2 separate regions of the Homo sapiens genome follow, and region 2 is linked to region 1. Evidence: chromatin contacts called from ENCODE Hi-C or POLR2A ChIA-PET data. All regions are on one chromosome and are shown on one strand. Each heading gives the region's core, a stretch centred on a gene start or an enhancer-like site at or near the end of the contact. The rest is flanking DNA. Distances are from core to core; before and after follow the strand shown. Region 1 overlaps TP63 (tumor protein p63). Region 2 has its middle 110 kb from the start of MIR944.

Region 1 (6,709 bases), core at 867-3,366:
GAAAGCACTTCATACTTGGCCGGGAGTCAAAAGGTCTGGGTTCTGATACTTTCTAGGTTGGTAGCAGTGGGGAAAATTGGAAACTCTATTTTTACAATTATTAAATAGGGATAACAACACCTACATCATCTCATTTACAGGTAACTGTAAGGGTTGTCAAATGAGTTGAAATGTTTATAAATTATAAAGTGGGAAAAATATGAGATTATAGTCAATACTATATTGAGATGACCAAAACAGCGATGCATATATCTTTATGTTCTACTTACTGCAAGGCCCCCTTCAAACACAGGTGCACATACAATTCCTGTCACATTTTATCTTTAATTATGTCAACCTGAGACTTCTCAGCTCACAAAAGTATTTGGTCATAAGGAAAGATGGTTGCAAAATCGCTACACATAATTCTTCCAAGTATAAAATTTGTGTTCTACAGGAAATGCAGTTCGTTGGAAGAAAGCAATTTTTTCTTTAGACAAACTATAAATATGAAGCTAAGAACTTGGTTTTTTTGTTTTTGTTTTTGTTTCATATTCAGCAATATTTTCTGATCTTCAAAAGACAGAATACGGCCGGGCGTGGTGGCTCACGCCTGTAATCCCAGCACTTTGGGAGGCCGAGGCGGGCGGATCACGAGATCAGGAGATCGAGACCATCCTGGCTAACACGGTGAAACCCCGTCTCTACTAAAAATACAAAAAATTAGCTGGGCGTGGTGGTGGATACCTGTAGTCCCAGCTACTCAGGAGGCTGAGGCAGGAGAATGGCATGAACCCAGGAGGCGGAGCTTGCAGTGAGCCAAGATCGTGCCACTGCACTCCAGCCTGGGTGACAGAGCGAGACTCCGTCTCAAAAAAAAAAAAAAAAAAAAAAAAAGGCACGAGACACAATACATGGATATGTGTTCTCTTACCTCCTAAGGGAACTATAAGCCAGTCACTTGCATATTATAATGATGGAGTGAAAGGCCAGAGACAGCATGGGTGGTTAGATCTGATGACCTTCATGATCTCAAAGTTTTCTATGATTTAACAAATACCCTCACATGACATAAACTAGAAAAAAAAAGCCATTGATGGAGAGGATGATTAAACAATATTTGTAAGGTCACTGGGTATTTATATTTGGTGATTTAATGACTAGAAAATTATTCTAGTCTATGTTAAAGAGCAAAGTTACCTAAAAAAATAATGTGGCAGCCACTATTGTTCTTTAACTCTCCTAGGAATCAGCTTCTGAATTTTGAGTCATGGTCTGCTAAAAGGAAACAATTTTGGCTTGGCAACTTACTCTCTTTGTGTGAATTAACAAGATGTGTACAAAATTAATGGAAGCATACTCAGAGAGATCTCTAACAGGGTCCATCCACCTTATTAAACACGACTTTACTTCACAATGGTTTCTTGGAGCCACAATGGCCTGAAGCTGTCTGAAAGATTTACTGTCTAAGGACTTTGACCGAAAATAAGATTTACAAGGGAAATTTTTGAGGAGTAAAATAAATGCAAGAATGAGAATTACTCAGAGGAATGAGTCTGACACAATCGGAAGGGATTAAAAATACAGTAAATGCCTTACTTGGTACAGTAGAAGTTTCTTTTTTCAGATCCAAACATTGTAGGAGAAAGTGCATACAAAACATTGCATCAAGATCAAGATAACTTTTAGAGCGATTGCTTCACATCCTGGTCACTTAGCTTCACAGAGAAAGGGCAAAAACAAATCTTTACCGCTGATCTTTCTTTGGAAACATTTTCGCTGATTTATTGATTATGGAGGAGGACCACAGAATAAAAGGAAAGACCCCGTTGTCTCCTTACACTAAGGGACCTTGATGTTTAAGTATACAGCTGCCTTCAGATGCTCAGATAAAAGACACTAAGTGCAAAGTAGTAGTATTATCTACTTATTACCCCACTTATCTGCTTATTTCTTCCTTGAAGTCTGTCTGCAATATCAATCACTTCTCTGGCAGCTTGTCTCACTACAAAGGGGGGATTTGATCCCCTGCTTAGCCCTCTAGAAGCAGCAGACTCGTGCAAGACTAATTCATTACACCACCAACGCTGTTAGACAAGATTATCAAGGGGTTGGGCTTGGCATGCTCTTACAGCACATTTCTTGAAAATGAGACAGAAATTCAATCTACTTTTCCATTAAACATGATGTAGTCTAGGCACTAAACAGCCACCAAACTCATCAGAGGAAAATCCTTGATACTTTCTCCAAGTAGATATGAGCTGCTGTTAGGCAAAATGACAGTGTGAGAGCAACTATGGAACATACTAAAAAAGTTTGCTAGTCTCAAGTTGGTATGTATTGATTGGTGAAATACAGAGCTAGTTTCAAGAGATTTTATACAGCATCTAGCTTTCTAAAGGAAGCATCATAGTATAGTGGAAACAATTAGGAGACCTGGATTCTAGACTGGCTCCATCACCAATTAGCAATGCGATCTAAGGCTTATCACTTCACTTCTAGGAGCTTCAGTGTCCTTATTGGTAAAGAGCATTAGCTAGCTAGTACGTGATCTCTAAAGCCAGTTTGAGCAGTGACATTCTAAGTGAGTGAATAGAGCATTAGGTTATGAAGAAAAACAAACTAGCTCTCCATGAAATGTAAAATAGTTGTTATGCTTGGGAAGATATACATAAAACTTTGGGAAAGGGACAAGAAGCAAATTAGCAGAATGTCTATATGAACTCCTAGATTCATCATAATGGTTTGTTTATTTAACTGTCTTCATTAGCTGCTCTTAGTACATCAAGGGAGTGTTTCCAAACCCTTACAATTAGTCATGTAAACAAAAGCACAATTTATCACTCTGCCATGCTCAACAGTTTCCGAAATGCTATCGAATCCCATTGAGAATGATATCTACACTAAAGCCATTAGATTCTCATACAAATATTAAACAGGGTCATATGCATAGGAAACTTTCAACATATTTTAAGAATAAATGAATCAATCAACAAATTTGCTGAATGTTGATGTGAACTGACCCGACATTAGCAGACACTGCTCAGACATTTACTGCTTTATCCAAATGAGAGCCAAGATCTCACTCTCAGATAACTGAGCAATCAACCAAACAAGACTATTCAATCATGAGTTGTACTTATACTGCCACGTGTGCCCAAATATTCAACTCAGGAGGGCTAAAAAAGAGTCTGTCACATTATTAACAGGAAGGCAATCATGAAAATTAAAGAAAATGAGAGTATCTTCAAGGCCAATCAGCTGATCAGTGCTTTCATCCTCCACACATAGCTATATTATATATTTAATATATTTATATATTATATAAATTAATTATATATTAAATATTATATATTTAATATAATACATTTATATTATAGATTTATATATAATTATATATTTAATATACTTATATATTTAATATATAATATAGTCTATATTGAATATATTATATATTTAATATATTATATAAATATATATTATATATAAATATATAATATATTATATATATAAATATAATATATATTTATATATATATTTGTCTTAGCTTTATCAAAAATGTCACCTGCAGGTAGAATAACATGAAACAATAATAAAGAAAACGTTATCTTTGAGAGCTCATTCAACTTGGAGCTCCTGAACAATAGCCACATTTTTACTTGTTTAATGTTAGTATAAAATATTATGGGTACCTTTTAATTAGTCATACATACTAACCTGTTCACTAATGAAGTTAAGTGGCTTTTCATAACAGTTAATTAAGCCAAAAATCCAGAGATAATGCACTTAGAATGGTAGTAGATATACATTGCCTGTTGTTGTGAGGAGCAAGGGTAATAAAAGATGTGAAATGACTTTTTAAACTGTAGAGCATTACTCAAACATAAGATATTTGTTTGTTTTTGATGGATAAGTATCATTCTTCAAATCTTTACTGCAATTAGCTTTACTTCATCCAAACAAAAACCTCTGACATATTACATGATTTATACAGTGGAAGTGACTGATACATTTCAAGAGAAAATTTGCAGTATCAAACATTTTGTCTTGCCTAACTATCTGTAGAGATGACTTGGATTAGCCTCCTCAAATTTGCATAAATTCAGAGAAAAATGTTCTTTAAAATGAAAAAGAAGGGACAGCCTTCTAGGCATAATAATATTCAATAATTCCCCAAAGGCGTAAATTGTTGCTGCTTAACTTTGCTGCAAATTTCTTAATAGATGTCAAAGTAATTTTTTTTTTTTTGAGACGGAGTCTTGCTCTGTTGGCCAGGCTGGAGTGCAGTGGAACGATCTCGGCTCACTGCAACCTCTGTCTCCCGGGCTCCAGCAATCCTCCTGCCTCAGCCCCCCGAGCAGCTGGGATTATGGGCATGTGCCACCATGCCAGGCTAATTTTTGTATTTTTAGTAGAGACGGGGTTTCACCATGTTGGCCAGGCTGATCTCAGGTAATCCACCTGCCTCGGCCTCCCAAAGTGCTGGGATTGCAGGCATGAGTCACCATACCCGGCCCAAAATAATTTTAATTTAATATTTACACATTCCAGATGAATAGAAAGCAACAGATAAAAAATTCTAACAAGGATGGTGCCCCAATGATAAGGATTGTGTCTGGTTTTCAAAACTTAGATCAAGGCAATATGCAGCATTTAGAAGATTCAGATTGTACCACTTTTCTAAAGGCACTAACAATTTAGTTCAAGAGATGAGGCTACTACCGCCTCAAACCATTCAACAAACATTTGCTAAAAATGAACAGGTGCCAGGCTTTATAATATGTTTAACACACAAAAACGTATAATTTCTGATTTCATGAAGTTGTAACCCTGGTAAACAATCTGTTGTAAGTTATGAACCAGTCTGTGACTTATTATTGGAATATAATCAATGGTAACAAATGTTCATCTTTTTAGAAAATTTATTCAGCCAAATTTAGAGTGTAACATGAGTAGTCAAATAGGATAAGATAATTTTAATTCTGAAAACAAATTAGCATTAAAATAGGGACACTTTTATGCTCTGAATAATCTTTCATTGAAGGTCAGTGACAAGGAGGAAGTCCAGCAACATAATTGCCTACAATGGCTACTTAGAAACATTTTAAAATGTCTAAATGGGCACAGTCATTTTGAAAGTTTTATTTCTTTTGATACATCCTATATGGTATATAAACCATTTATTGGCTATATTTATTATAATCATATTTGTACTCACAGACCATATTAATTTTATTAATTGGATTAATTCTAATTATTTTAAAGGAATACCAATTAAGTGGAAGAATACCAAGAAAAGATCAAACATAGTTCTTACATCCAGTGGATACACAATTTCTAATCCAAACTCATGGTAGAGCTGGCTTGTCAGACTGAAATAACCACAAATGTATACACATAAACAGGAACATCTGTAATAGTGTTTTACTGTCCAATATTCTCAAAGGAACTGACTAGAATAACATTTAATGAGATAAAATTGTGCTTTCATTTTTACCCAGAATAAACTTCTACTCTATTATTCAACTTGATCCTTACATGGAATCAAGGTATCGGAAGATGATAGAATTTATAGTGCCTTTAATGCAGTATTAAACATTGAAAAAATACATATATGCATAAACAGAGTCAGAGAATGACAACAGTGACCATTTGTTAAACACTTTTTAAGGCAAGACATGATTCTGAGCACTTTATATACATGGTTTGTTTTAATTCTCACATCAGCCTATGAGGAAGGTACTATTATAATCCACAATTTACAAATGAGGTAATGAAACAGGGAGATGAAATAACTTGGCTGATGTTACACAAATAGTTAGTTTTAGACGTGAGCTTCAAAGAGGTCTTCTGCAGCCAGATTAATTTGCTTTTGTTCTGACCCTAGATTGAATCTTCTCTGGTCATCTTCGTGAACATACCTATACTTCTTGTAAATGTCATTTACTAGGAAGTTTTAACTCTGTGCTTTTTTGCTGTTGTTCAGCTCCATGCTTTATCCGTTACATTCATTTAATCTGTACATGAAGTCTCACTATGGCACCCACCTGCCACTGTCAAATAAGTTTTCAGTACATTCTCTTATAACAACCTAATATTAAGTCAACTATAAAATGACAAGTCAATCCTCAATGTACAGCGGGAGATATTGTATCATAGGCCATTGCAGTGCATACGTTTTGGAATTTTTGGTCAAAAGTGTTTATAAGAAGGAAAAATAAGCAATTGTTTAATAATAGTGTGTTGACTTTAAAATATTTTCTTACTATTTGTCTTTCAGGATTTTAGAGCAGTTTGAGTAATGATTATCTGGAGGTGGCAAAAACAGTTTTAAAAAGTAACATGCAACTACCTACGTTTGTGATTCGAGATATTTTAAAAGAATTACATAATCATGAGAATAACATCGCTACCAAAATACAAGAGGAATTGGATGTTGATGCTGGTAAAATATTGTAACTTCTATACAAAATCACCCCTTAAATTGTGTTTATTTAAAACAGCCCCTTGTGTTCAATGACTGACCTAAAAAAGTAAATAGTAAAGAAAAGCCCACGTTTATTGAACCAATGCTATTGTGGTAAGCTCTTTATATTTACTATCTCAATTAGTTTTCACCATAGTCATATTAATCCCGTTTTGCAAAAAAACAGCAACAGCAACAGCAGCAACAAAACCCCTAAAACCTAGAGATGGTTAGTTATTCATACACGCGGGGGGTTTGAACACA
Region 2 (7,059 bases), core at 91-2,590, 170 kb before region 1:
GGCGGTGAAGACTGCAGGCTGGAACCTGAGTGATTATGCAAAAGCAGACACAGGGAACCTAGAAGATCACACTGCTCAATAGAGAGACTTTCCCCTAAGTTCCAATCCAAATACCCGAGGAAAAGCAAAGGGCTGAGACCCCACTTGCCTAGAAATGAATACAAGGAGGGAGCCAAGAGTCATTATGAAATTATGTGCCTATGGGAGTGGAAATCTCTCTAGTGGTCACTTCTTCCAACACCCCGTCTAAGGCTTGAATTTTCAGGATGAACCATCATCCCCGGCCCCAACCAGACTGAAAGATGCTTTGTTCCAGAATGAGCCTTGTTCTTCCTCCCTTCTAGATCTTTCTCTATATAGTCTTGTCTGCCTGCAAACCCTCCCTCTTTCCGTGCTTCCTTTGGGGCCTATCTTCTACTCGCCTTCCATGTCTCTTTTTAGATAATATTTTTTTTTCAAGCAGTTTTCTCTGGTCCTCCGAGTCTGCATTAGGTGCCTCTTAGATATACAACTATAGCTGTTGGAACTTCACACATGCAGCATTTATTACAATCATGTTTTCATCACTCTCTCTTTCCTGGACTATGAGCTACATTGGGATGGGAGGGATTGGTTCTGTTAAAATTTTAACAGCAGCTCCCACCACGGGGCCTAACCCAACAAGAGCATTCAAAAAACATGAATGAATGAATGAATGAATGAATGAATGAATGAATTGCTATATCTTGACTACCGATAAAGTGTTTACATTCAAAATCCTATAATCATACCATACTTATGACAAAGATAACATGTTTTATGATTATAAGAAGTAATATTTTAATTTTCATTTTATGAATGAAGAAACAGACTCAGAAAAGAAAGCAATTGATATGTATTTAGCACACATGTGAGCCATTTATTGTCCTAGATGTTTTCAAATCTTTTATTATTATCCTCACCCTTATTTTAATCACTCTTTAGAATTTATTTGCTTTTAAAATGTGTATACAGTACAATTCATTATTTTCAGGTTCACTTCTATGGGTCACAAATGCGTGGAGCTGTGAGACCACCACTGTAATCATGACACAGAACTTTCCTCCTCCCACCCACCCCGCTGCCCTTTGTGTCATTCCCTCCTGACTCATTCCTGGGCAATCACTGGTTTGCTCTCCACCCCTACAGTTTGTCTAGACACATTTTTAACAAATAAAAAAGCAAGGCTCAGAAAGTTTAAGTAACTTGCCCAAGGTAAGCAGCTAATAGGTGATTAGATTTAGCCTTTGAACCCAGCACTTCTGATTCCCTGTAAAGGCTGGAAAACATGAGTGTGGAGCCAAGGAAAACAGCTGTCACATTCTCTTGTCTACCTCCCACCTTCCATAGAGAGGCCTTTGTTCTTAGTGTTCTATTAGAGGCAAGGCAAACACGGCCTCATTACCAAAGGCAAAATCTGATAAAGTTCCACCTCTGATCATCCACTAAGTGCTGAGGGAAGACTCTGTTCCTACCTAGCAGAATAATCTGAAAACCATTATGATCTGCAGCCTGTTTAGCTGACTATGGTGTAAGGCATTGGTCTTTTTCCAGTTCCCTCACTTATCTCCAAGAAAAGAGGGCTCTGAAAGGAGGTCACTGCTAAACATCTAGCCTCCCAATTCACCAGCTTCCCCACTAAGGCCCGGGGGCCCTTTGCTAGACATAGGTAAGACCACAGGTGGGCCTTGCTTGCACAAAGTGGATGCTGCTGCTAATTGGGTTGATGTAATTAACTGTCATTGTTGTTCACCCGGGAAGACAGCCATAGTCTCAGCACGAGCAGCCTATCTGGGCCAGCCTGTGGCAGCAAGCACAAATCTTATTGGAGCTCCAAAAGCAAACAGGTTTAGAGGCAGCTTCAAAGGTGAAGAGCTGGGCTGCCGCTGGGAGAAGGCCATTTCCCTGGGAGGCGTTGGCTTTGTAGGCCATGAGGGATAGAGAAATCATTTTATCTTCATCCTGCTTTTAATCAGGATGGCAGGATATTGGTGCCACTTTTGTTTAAAGATAATCTTTCTCTTTCCTAAATTAAAAAAAAACAAAACAACTTGTTTGAGGCTGAAGGAAAATAAGTGAGCTGAGATCTGCCCTAACAGAGGGAGAAAATAGCTATAGGCCTCCTCTTTCTACACTGGGCCCCACCACAGCTCCTTCTCCCCACCATCCTGAGACCCCAACTCTCTTTCTTCCCTAAGAAGATACCTTGAAAAATTATTTGCAATTCATGAAGGCTGAATCGCTCCCCATCCCCAGCCTTTAGGCTCACAGCCTTTGCTACAAAATGCCATCTAGCTGTACCCAGTTAAGTTAGATCTACCTGTGAGGGTTTCTCGGATCAGTAGCCCAGACATGTTAGGTGGGGGAGTCTCCAGAATTTGCATTCTGCATTCTCTGTAATAGACCAAACCCAAGACTCTAACACAAAACTAGGAACAGCAAATAGTGAAAGACATTTCACAGGCTATGGAAACCTCAATACTGTCCTGGTTAATAACTAGCTGTGGGATTTTGGGTGAGTTGTTTGTGTTCTGAACATCATCTTCCTCCTCTGTGCAATGGAAGAAATAATACCTATTTTTACTGGGTTGTAGAAAGAATAATGCATGTAAAGCGGCATACAGAACACATCAATAATAGTAATTATGATCATCCCATCATCACCATCACCATTTACTCAACAGAGTTTTGTTCAGACAACAATGTTTGGATATTTCTGCAAATTATATACCTAAGTTGTTCTCTGCCTTTTGCTGCCAATCCACAATATGATACAAGACAAGGAATGCTCCAGCCAATGTCCTGGATAGAACATTTGCCCTGAGAGCTTCTTCGTTTCTACCTTAGACTGGGTTACACACTAAGAAGTATATAGAAGGGTCCTCTCTCTCCCAGAGAGAGCCCAGAGCTCAGAGCCCAGGAGTAAGTGAATGCCACTAGCCCTTGCCTTTTTCTTCCACAGCCTACCTGGTCTCTTTGAACCCACAGAAACAAAATTCTCTCCTAAATAGCGGGCAATTTATGGTAAGAAAATCTCAAGAAACCACAGGCCAGCAAGGCAAAAATGAAAACCCAGATATCCTTTATTCTTGTTCTTCTCCAACTAGCTTTCCCAGTCTGGAGAGGTATGCCCTAAAGGTGGAGCCATTCCTTTGACTCAGGGTGGACATTTTTTCATCTCCTCCAATCTTTGCCTGTTTTAGGTAGAGTTCTCTTGTTGTGATGTCTGGGCATCAGAGGAGAGGGTATGAGGCCCACAGAACAGGTGTGTTCAAATCATTAAATGGGAGATAATTTGAACGCAGAAAACTACCTCTTTTTTTTTTTTTTTTTTTTTTTTTTGAGACAGAGTCTTACTCTGTTGCACAGGCTGGAGTGCAGAGGTGTGATCTTAGCTCACTGCAACTTCCGCCTCCCGGGTTCAAGCAATTCTCTTGTCTCCACCTCCCAAGTAGCTGGAATTACAGGCATACACCACCATGCCCAGCTAATTTTTGTATTTTTAGTAGAGACAGGGTTTCATGATATTGGCCAGGCTGGTCTTGAACTCCTGACCTCAGGTGATCCACCTGCCTTGGCCTCCCAAAATGCTGGGATTACAGGTGTGAGCCACCACGCCGGGCCAACTACCTTTTATACTACAGCTAACTACTAGTGTAGGATGGTTGATGTGATGATTCCCTTGTTGCCTAGTTTTGTGGATTTAAATGATAGAAGAGCTGCTCATCTTACAGTCATTTAAGCTACCTCATCCCTTTCCTTTCTTAGACCTTGGCAACCTGAAAATATGGGCATAAAAAAAAGGATGGGGATCAGGTAAATAATTAATTCCTGCGGCTGGGCACAGTGGCTCATGCCTGTAATCCTAGCACTTTGGGAGGCTGAGGTGGGTGGATCACCTGAGGTTGGGAGTTCGAGACCAACCTGACAAACATGGAGAAACCCCGTCTCTACTAAAAATAAAAAATTAGCCGGAGGTGGTGGTGCATGCCTATAATCCCAGCTACTTGGAGGCTGAGGCAGGAGAATCACTTGAACCTGGGAGACAGAAGTTGTGGTGAGCCGAGATTGTGCCATTGCACTCCAGCCTGGGCAACAAGAGCGAAACTCCATCTCAAAAAAAAAATATATATTAATTTGTAAGACAGTCCCTTGATACATAGAAATCCTGGCAGTAGCTCTGAAGTTAAAGGGTGTATTTTGGTGTCTTTGTCTACTGCATGTAGACTAACTTCTTATCACATTAATTCTTGGTATTTAAGGTTTAACCTTCAACTTAGGGCATTGAGCTTCTATTGACATTGCCTTCAAATTTCCTGCCCTTCTGTAGGGGCAAAAATTAAGGACTAAGAGAAATTTTAAGATCTACTCAAGATCACACATGAAGTCATCAGAACTCCTGATTCTCTCTCCATTCCTGAACTACTCTTCCAGCCGTCTTGCTATCTCAGATCCTCCTCCATAAATAAACATTTTAATTGTCACTTTTTTACTATATTAGGAACTATGTTATCTAATAAAAATAGAAAAGAGAAACACAAAAATATTAATACTAGTTATATCTAGATGATGGCATTAAATGTCAATTTTTTTGTTTTTCTTCCCATATTTTCCAATCTTTAACACTGAACCATTTATTAATTTTATCCTAGATATATGTATGTGTGTGTGTGTGTCTGTGTGTGTGTATACACAATTTATTTCATAAGGCTGCATACAGTGGTATACAAAAGTCCTTTAAATAGTCAAAAGACATAACCCATCTGAGTATTATTGCTACTCAGTTATTATTCAATCTCTTGACCACTCTGCAAACTGTTAGGCTTTCTCTCAAGCTTTTTCTGGAGAGCAACCCTAAACAAAGGTGTTAGGTTCAAGGATACTCAGAGATGCAGTCTGCCCTCTTCTAGCCATTTAAAGACAAAGTCACCTCAGCCCGTGCTTTCCTGTCACCAATGCGAAATGTAGCCAGTAGCACAGTCGTAGAATCACATCACACTCAATTTCGTGCTCTTGAGGTCAAGGCCCAGCAGAATGAAAGGAACTGGCAGGTGAGAGAACCTTGGGTGGAGAATAGAGCACTGAGTCATTAAATTCTCACCAGATGTTAACTGGAAGGCTTCGGCCCACCCAGTAGCCTTAGGCAAAGTCTCTTGGCCATTGTTTTCCCATCTGTAGGCTCTAATGCTGACCAACCATCCCCTCTGGCACCTTATAAGGGAAAGCTAATTAGAAAACTCATCTTGCAAGAATGCTGCAGAGAGACCTTTCACACATGGAGTGGAACCACAGTGCCTTGAGGTACTGTGACTCAGTGGTGTATCTGACTTCCAACACCCAGGCCTGATCATTCTCCAGCCAAAAGGAGGGTGACCTATCCAGCAAAAGCCAGGCAAATTCCCACGGGGCCAGTCACAAGGATAGGGCACGGGAGTGGCAGGTCCTCACAGTGCCCTAGAAAGCACTAATTACACCCATAGTCTCAGGAAGAGAAGGGAAGAGGTCAGCCAACTCATTTGCTCATTTGTTTATTTTATTAGTACCTATCGTCTGCCCCTAAATATATTATTCCCTCCTCATGTACCAAGGATTGCATTATTTGCATGGGGAAAACAAAGATGAATCAGATAGCTCTGGCCCTCAGGTCTACTTAGAGGGAAAGATAAACCTTAAAATATTAAACACCTTGTAATCACTGCGAATGAAGGCATATACATGGAATGGAATAACATGGAATGACAAAGTCAGGTGTAGCTTAACTTGAGAGGGAAAGTGAAGGTTTACATGAGAATTAAATTAATTGTTAAGTGTAGAAAAATGAATAGGAGTTTGCCAGGCAGTGAAAAGCATGACAGCTAAGGGGATACATGTATATAAGTAAGTAAATAGGAACAGAAAAGATAGAATAAACAATCCAAGTGTTTAAAGTTCATTTCGTGCTCTAAACATTCCATAGATCTCAGCCATGTCATTCTCTAAAATTGTAATAAAAATTTTACCTCTGTTCACAGTAAAATTCTTATTTCCCAAGTAGTAGAGCACATTACAAGAGAGAGAACGGGAAAAAAGAGTTGAATAATCTAAGGCCTCCTTAACAAAACAAAACAACAAAACAAAACAAAACAACAAAACAAACAAAAAACAAACAAACCAAAAAGGTGCCGTGTCTTTTCTCCCAAGGTTCCAGGATGCTTTATCTTAGAAACAGTCAGAGGCCCTGCCCAAGCTGGCTCTGGGTTGTTCTTCTACTCCATCTGCCAACTTAATTATTTGATACACTTTTTCACTAGGATGGCTGGGAACCACCCAATAGCCATCTGTGTGTATGTGTGTCTTTTAAGGTTGCTATCCCTCATGTTTTATCTTCTGTTTTTATTTTTCTTATTTCCCAACTTCCCCTAGCCTTGGGTGTGTTCCTGTTTGGCCTCTGTGGGAGACACTCACGTGTCTCTCACTACCTTGTCAGTCTTGCTTTTTCCCCAATAATTTTCACCATTTCTCTCACCTCCTGAGACGAACCACTACAAGCAAAGCTGTGATATCTTTGCTCATTCCCTTTGCTTTGCTCTTATTTCTTCAGCTTAACATGACAAGGAAATAAAGTGCAGCCACAACGGCTGAGATGAAAAGGAGTTACATATTTTGGAGACAAGAGTGCCCTTCTTTTCCCTGGAGGCAAATGTGAGCACAGTGGTAGAGTCATCATCTTAACACATTGTTCTGTGCCCGGATCTTGTGTCATGTATAATGCAATAGATAGATTGTGCGGGCCTTGAAGTCAAACTCCTAAATGATTATGTAATATCATTCCACAGAGAAAGTAGAATCTCCTCAGGAGACTTATAAATATCAAGGTAGACATAGAAAGACCAGCAATGCCTTTGCAGAACATTCTTCTCTAGTATTTTGGTGCCTTTCTTCAGGAGCACAGATTTTGATGCATAGTCCATGGGCACAAACTTCAGCTTCTGTCCTGAGACTAGAAACGATCCACATGCACACTATTTTACTATTTTAAATTAACATAAATATGCCTTTGCC

What was found. Hi-C counts contacts between places; a loop is a spot of excess contacts on that map. ChIA-PET counts read pairs that join two places held with the same protein, here RNA polymerase II (POLR2A). Pooled maps may share reads with other maps.
Region 2: a loop to region 1 is called in a map of right cardiac atrium, with 2.6 times the contacts of the local background. The contact joins two enhancer-like sites. A Hi-C loop is called at or near these places in 5 of 168 maps with a recorded cell type or tissue (A673, Caco-2, PC-9 and 2 more) and 8 of 50 pooled maps. POLR2A ChIA-PET finds 5 or more read pairs at or near these places in 1 of 52 experiments (MCF 10A).

What each region holds. Positions count from the first base shown.
Region 1 is chr3:189,768,083-189,774,791 of GRCh38, reverse strand. The region is part of intron 3 of TP63 (tumor protein p63); the gene reads right to left. Among named protein-coding and RNA genes, the nearest start is that of MIR944, 58 kb to the left of the region's middle. Within about 2 kb of position 2,116, at least 2 of the 41 ENCODE cell types and tissues checked have a DNase peak (open chromatin) inside an H3K27ac peak, as active enhancers do; they include PC-9, where a contact is called at or near this core.
Region 2 is chr3:189,936,057-189,943,115 of GRCh38, reverse strand. No RefSeq gene overlaps it. Among named protein-coding and RNA genes, the nearest start is that of MIR944, 110 kb to the right of the region's middle. RefSeq lists an enhancer at 4,667-5,866. Within about 2 kb of position 1,340, at least 6 of the 41 ENCODE cell types and tissues checked have a DNase peak (open chromatin) inside an H3K27ac peak, as active enhancers do; they include PC-9, where a contact is called at or near this core.